Linked DNA regions of Homo sapiens: region 1 is linked to region 2. Evidence: chromatin contacts called from ENCODE Hi-C or POLR2A ChIA-PET data. All regions are on one chromosome and are shown on one strand. Each heading gives the region's core, a stretch centred on a gene start or an enhancer-like site at or near the end of the contact. The rest is flanking DNA. Distances are from core to core; before and after follow the strand shown. Region 1 overlaps NRXN2 (neurexin 2). Region 2 holds the start of MACROD1 (mono-ADP ribosylhydrolase 1).

The links. A loop is a pair of places that touch in the nucleus more often than their neighbours do. ChIA-PET counts read pairs that join two places held with the same protein, here RNA polymerase II (POLR2A). Pooled maps may share reads with other maps.
Region 1: a pooled map shows a loop between it and region 2 (5-fold over the local background). The contact joins the enhancer-like site here to the promoter of MACROD1 in region 2. A Hi-C loop is called at or near these places in 2 of 50 pooled maps. POLR2A ChIA-PET finds 5 or more read pairs at or near these places in 3 of 52 experiments (A673, H1 and activated naive CD4-positive, alpha-beta T cell).

The regions. Positions count from the first base shown.
Region 1 is chr11:64,687,206-64,690,305 of GRCh38, forward strand. All of the region lies in intron 5 of NRXN2 (neurexin 2), which reads right to left. Among named protein-coding and RNA genes, the nearest start is that of NRXN2, 34 kb to the right of the region's middle. RefSeq lists enhancers at 635-1,555, 1,695-1,744. Within about 2 kb of position 1,651, at least 25 of the 41 ENCODE cell types and tissues checked have a DNase peak (open chromatin) inside an H3K27ac peak, as active enhancers do.
Region 2 is chr11:64,164,820-64,167,791 of GRCh38, forward strand. It overlaps MACROD1 (mono-ADP ribosylhydrolase 1), which reads right to left and starts at 1,294. Exons shown (of 11, transcript NM_014067.4): 1 at 878-1,294. The coding sequence starts at 1,175. It overlaps LOC105369339 (a long non-coding RNA gene), which reads left to right and starts at 1,419. Exons shown (of 3, transcript XR_950187.3): 1 at 1,419-1,770. RefSeq lists an enhancer at 813-1,313 and silencers at 851-950, 1,081-1,160, 1,421-1,680.

The DNA.
Region 1 (3,100 bases), core at 401-2,900, 520 kb after region 2:
CAGGCACAATGCCAGGGTGCATCCAGGGCCACCAGGAAGCACTTGCCTTCCCCTGGTGGAGGCAGGGCTCAGCAGCAGTGCTATGTGTTGAGGCAGTGGGGTGGTGGCGGGGGGGGAGTTTCGGAGTGCAGATTCTGCAGATCCCCTCCCCTCCACACACAGCCTGCTTCTCTCTCTCTAGGCAGGCTGCCCACAGCCTCTGTCCTCACTGCCTCCGGATGCCAAGGCACCAGCTGCTGCCCCAGAGCCTGGCACAGCACTCACTGCAGCTGGCAAGGCCCGGTTTCCTGAGGCCACAGGGCAGCAAGGCTGGTGGGGGCCTGGGCAACATCGGGACAGTCTGAATCCCTTCCTCTGTCTACTTATGGTACCAGCGGGGAGGGCCAGAAAGCAAAAGTGAGGACCCCAGCAGAGACAAGAGGGTAAGGCGGGGAAGAGTGGCAAGGAGGAGGGAAGGAGGGAGGTGGGGCAGAGCCAGGAAAAGGAGAACCATCGCAGAGACAGACAAGAAATGAAGACGGCTCAGGGCTGTGAGGGAGCAAGAAGGGATGAGCGCGGCTATCTGGATAAAGAAAAGGAGCAAGCCCTGCGGGAACAGGTACAGGAGATGGGAAGAGAGCCAGCAACGAAAGTGGACAGGGACCTCTAGGGAACAGAAGCCAAGGCTTTCTGGGGCCTTGCTGTTTCCATAGCAACGAAGCCTGCTGCCCAGGCACTAGGAGAACCAGGGGGCTCAAGGACCAGAAAAAGGAATGTTTGACCTTGGTTTTGCCACATGTACTAGTCCCACCCAGAAGCCATTCCTCCCACTCCCTCACCTTCACTGCAGTCAAAGAAAGTATCATTAAAGAGAGTCAAACAGAAAGAAAGAAAAGAATAAGGCAACCATGTGAGTAAGTGATTGGGACAGAACAAGAGGCCAGCAAAAAGGAAAGAGGCGGGTCTGGGGCTGGACAGTGGCTGCCAAGGCCAAGTGGAGAAACGAGGCCATTTCTCGACTCCTCAGCCCTGCCTCCAGTCTCCTGGGGTGGGTGGCAAAGCTAGCTACTCTGGAGCCTGCGCCTCCACGGGCTCCAGTCCCTTTACCACCGGAGACCTGGGTCAGCCCAGAGACGCCAAGAGGCCTGAGGAGCAGCCAAAGAGAACCTGAAAGCCTTCGAGAAGAGGGACAGAAAAAGAGATGAGCAAGTGTGGAAAGAAAACCCGAAGATGGTGAGGAGAGAGAGAGAGAACCTGAGTAGGGGAGGTCGGAGCATGACTTCAAGGGACTGGTGGAGGGATTCTACTGGGGTGAGCCTGTAGGGGCGGCGGAGGGGCTCAGCAGAGCACAAACAAGATCTGGGCTGAACAAGCCCTGAAGCACCAGGGGGCGCTCTCCCCTATCTCGCCGGTCTGGCGCGACTGGGAACTACAACTCCCAGCAGCGCTTGCACAATTACCGCCCCTAATTGCTCCGGACCGAGAAAGGAAGATAATAGCTGATGCTCGTTTATCTCCCACAGTTGGGGAGTCTGTAGCCCTACAAGTGTCCCCAGTGAATGTGGCTAGAGACTAGTTGTTGTGGTCCTGCATTTCTGAGAACCATGCATGAGGGACAAAGCAGCTGCCTTCTTTCCAGGCCCAGCTCCCAGACCTCCTCTGGGAAGGTCTCCAGCGCCCCCCTCCGCCCTCCCTACTCTCGAGCTCTACAGCTGTCTGTTCTGCTCACTTGGCACTTACTGCCTAATAACATCTTGTACTGCTCCCTGGAGAGGAAATGTGATGTGAGAAAGAAGACCTGGGCGCTAGTGCTGGCTCCACCACCAGCTTTGTGACCTTCGCTGGTCACAAAGCTGGGCTCTAAGTCCCAGCTTCCCCGTCTGGAAAATGGAGCTGATCATCAGGAACTGCACAGGCTGCTGTGGGCACCTCAGAAAGAGAAAGGGTGGGGTCCAGCTTCCTCAACCATAAAGCATCCCACAAATAAACGACTCATGCCAGTTGGTAACTTTCTGCTAGTGTCCTGCCTCTCTCTGTGTCTCCCTCTCTTTCTCAATGATTTTTTTTTTTTTAATGGAGTCTCACCATGTTGCCAGGCTGGTTTTGAACTCCTGGCCTCAAGTGATCCTCCCACCTCGGCCTCTCATAGTGCTGGGATTACAGGCATGAGCCACCGTGCCTGGCCTCAATGAATAAATTAACTCCTCTGAAAAGAGTCTGCACTTTTCATGTACTTTGCATGGACCACACTTTATTGTAGGTGTTAGAACATCAATCAGCCCCTTAGTAACAGAGCCCATTGGCTCATATAAAATAAATTTGCTGAGCACACAGCTACTTATGTGCCAAGAGCTGTGTGAAGCACCGGGGGCATAGGAACAAAAATATCCAATCCCTGGCCTCAAGGAGCTTGGTCTAGTTGGGGAAGCAAACAGGTAAAGTGACAGTTATGATACAGTGTGATGAGCCTTCTAGTGGAAGTGTGGACAAAGTGTGGAAGTGACCAGGTTCACCTGGGGTGTTCAAGGAGACTTCCAGTGTGCATGGCCTGGCTGCTTTTTCAAGAGTCAGACGAAAGAGACACACCAAGTCATTGGGGAGAGGACAAGGATGGCGGAAATCCAGGCAAACAGAAGAGCAGACTAAAGAATGGAAATGGGACTCCATAGCCCCAGTGCTTGGCACCCACTGGAGTTCCTTGAGGACTTGTTATAGTGGCTTGTAAACTTCTTAGGAAAGAGATTGTCTTAAGAAAGGCAGCCTCAGTACAGAAAAAGGAGCTAGAGCCCCCAAGCAGGCTTAAAGGCCCTGTGCTGGCCACAGCTCCCAATCAGAATTTCCCTGGACTGGGCACCTAGCAGGCTTCCAGAATTTGATGGTTAAATTGGGGTTGCCGTGCTGCCTGGTTGCCTTAACAAAGAAACAGATACTTCCTAGGGATCAGCCTGAACAACTGCCACATAAAAAGATACCTGTGTTCTAGAAAGAAGTCATCAGAACAACTGGGCTTTGCGAAAGAAATGGAGGTTTGTGGCCCTTCACATCAGGGCAGCTAATGGGGCCTTTGGAATGGCACTCGGGGAGCAGACCCATCACTTCCCACAGGCCTCAGAGAGGACAA
Region 2 (2,972 bases), core at 44-2,543:
CACAGGATCCCAGGAGGCAGGCCCTGAAAGGCAGGGGCAGCTGGGTGCCCGGCAGGGCTATTTGGGGCTCAGTAGCGGCAGCTTGGGTTCTCTCTCTCCCCAGGCCCCAGACTCATGCCCCCTCCAGGAGCAAGAGGAAGTGGTGTGATTCTTGAAGGGTGTCATCAGTTGTCACAGGGACAAGACCCCACCTCTGCCCTGCTCCTCTAACCTCTGTTCCTGGCATGAGCAAACTGCTCACAAGTGGCCAGAGGCCAGCGAGAAGGGGAAAAGGGCGCCAGACCACGTGCCCAGGAAGGCATCAGAGTGCGGGCTTGGGGTGGGGTGGAGGCAGGACAGGCCAGCCCAGGAAGGTCACTCTGTGAGGTTACGTGCCCCACCAGGTGGGACGCCAGCCCCGGAGCTGTTCCCTCAGCCCCATTCCCGAACACTTAAGAACCACACTGTGCAAAGTTTGGAGAGTCCGGGATCATAACCTCCACTTTGCCACCAGCTCCGAGTGACCTTGGGGAAGCCAGCTGTGGCACTCGGCCTCAGTTTCCCTCCTGCACAGGGAAGGAAGTTGGTAGGTCCTGCACAATCTCTGGGGTGCCCTGTGACCCATTCCAATGGGGTAAGGAAGGCCGCCTTCCTCACGCTGCCCCCTGCGTGGACACTTGGACCTGGTCTGGAGTGAATTGTTCTGTGGGGCTGGGAACACGCGCGGGGGCGGGGGGGGCTGTCAATGGGGAGGAGGGGTCCGTTCCAGGGCAGATGGGGCCTCAACTTCCCCAGGTCTCTCGGGTGGAAGGGGCTGCTCGCTCGTTGGGGGCCGCCCAGCCGGGAAGCTCCACGTGAGGCCGCCCTCTCCCTCGCGCCCCCTCGTGCTTACACTTACATTTCGCCTCCTTCCAGTCGGTGGAGGTGCTCAGGTCCACCTTCGCCGCCATGGCCAGGGGGGCCCAAGTGCGCACCCCGGCTGTCCGCCCCACCGCCGCCGCCCCCCACGCCCCAACTCCCGCCGAGGTCCGCGCACGGCGGCCGAACACGCCCAGGAACGCCGGGGGACCGCACGTGCTGCTGCGGGTCCTCGTGGCACCCGCCAAGTGTCCGGGCCGGGGGCGCGGGGGGACGAGCAGCTGCCCCGCCGCGCGCAGCTGTGCCAGGCGGCCGGACAGTCGGCTCTGTAGAGACATGAGCGGGCGGCGCGGGACGGCTCTCCGCCCACTTGGACTCTATTTACGGCGCTCGGGAGTGTCTCTCCCTTATTTACTCTGGGACCGGGTGGCGACTGCCAGCCAGCGGCGACCTGCTCGGAGCCAGCGGGAGGCGCGGCCAGAAAACCCGGGAGCGCCGCTGGGCACCCTGGAACTTGTAGTCCGGGCCGCCGGATGGGCCCACGCACTCGTATACACACGTGCGCGCCCGCCCGGGCTCCCAGTGTCGCGGATGGAGCCCCGCCTGAGCCCTTCGACTTCTCCCGTGGCCGCCAGGCGCCTCCCCTCCGCGAGACCTCGGCCGCCTCTAACTTTCTGGTTGGCTGAGCGTCGGCTTCCCCGGCACGGGCTGAAGCCCCCGGGCCTTCCACGCAGCCCCGGGCCCCTCTGCCGCTCGGCCCCGCGGCGGAGCAGGCGCGCCGGCCGCTGCGTATCGAGCTGGGAGAGCCTGGCGCGGCTTCCGCAGTGCCGAGCGTTTTGCAGCCTGGGAGACCCGGGCTTCTCTCCCCGCGGGTCAGCAGGGCACCGCCTCCACACCCCAGCCTGCCCTCCTAGGGACAGGTGCGACGAACGGGTAAATCCGGTTTGGGGACTTCTCCCCAGAGCCTCTGCCTTCTAACAGCCCCGGGGCCAAGGCTCAGCTGGAGCAGAATCTAGGACAGCTGGGGAGGAGAGTCGAGGGTGGAAATAGTGGAATTTGGAGGCAGGAAACTTAGGCTTCAAGTGGCGTTCAAGGGTGGAAGGATTGGGGTGATGTTTTTGTGTGTGTCTGTGTGTTTTTTTTTTTTTTTCTTTTCTTTTTTAAACAAAAACCGGCCGGGCGCGGTGGCTCACGCCTGTAATCCCAGCACTTTGGTAGGCCGAGTTGGGTGGATCACGAGGTCAGGAGTTCGAGGCCTGCCTGGCCAACATGGCGAAACCCCGTCTCTACTAAAAATACAAAAATTATGCAGGCGTGGTGGTGCATGCCTGTTAATTACAGCTACTCGGGAGGCTGAGGCAGGAGAATCACTTGAACCCGGAAGGCGGAGGTTGCGGTGAGCCGAGATCGTGCCATTGCACTCCAGCCTGGGTGACAGAACGAGACTCTGTCTCAAAGAAAACAAAACAAAAAACACGAGGATGGATTTTTAAGTACTTTTATATATTTTTATGTACTATTAATATTACTTTATGATAAATATAATGAATACAGGCCGGGCCATTATAATAATATAATGAATGTAATAATGAATAATGAATAAGTGCTCACACCTGTAATCCCAGCACTTTGGGAGGCTGAGGCAAGAGGATTATTAGAGGCCAGGAGTTCAAGACCAGCCTGGGCAATATAGTGAGACCCCCTCATCTCTACCCGCCCCCACACAAAAAAATTACCCTGGTATGGTGGTAGACACTCACCTCTAGTCCCAGCTACTCCAGAGGCTGAGGCAGGCAAACACTTGAGCCCAAGGGTTCAAGGCTACAGAGAGCCATGATGGCACCACTGCACTACAGCCTGGACGACACAGTGAGACCCTATCTCAAAAGTAATAATAATAATGAATATATTTTAATACGAGGGAGGAACGAGCCAGGGTTTCAGAGAAGGTTCTAGTACTAGTGTTGCTGCCCTAGGGTACCCTAGCCCCTTAAGACTCAAACTTCTTGAGCTGTCAGCTAGGAATAAGAGAGTCTGGCTGGTTGCAAACCTGCTCCTGTGCTCCAGGCCTCTGACTCTGAGTGTGGCAATAACCATGGATGGCCGTACGAGGATCCCTGACCTGCCATGGATGC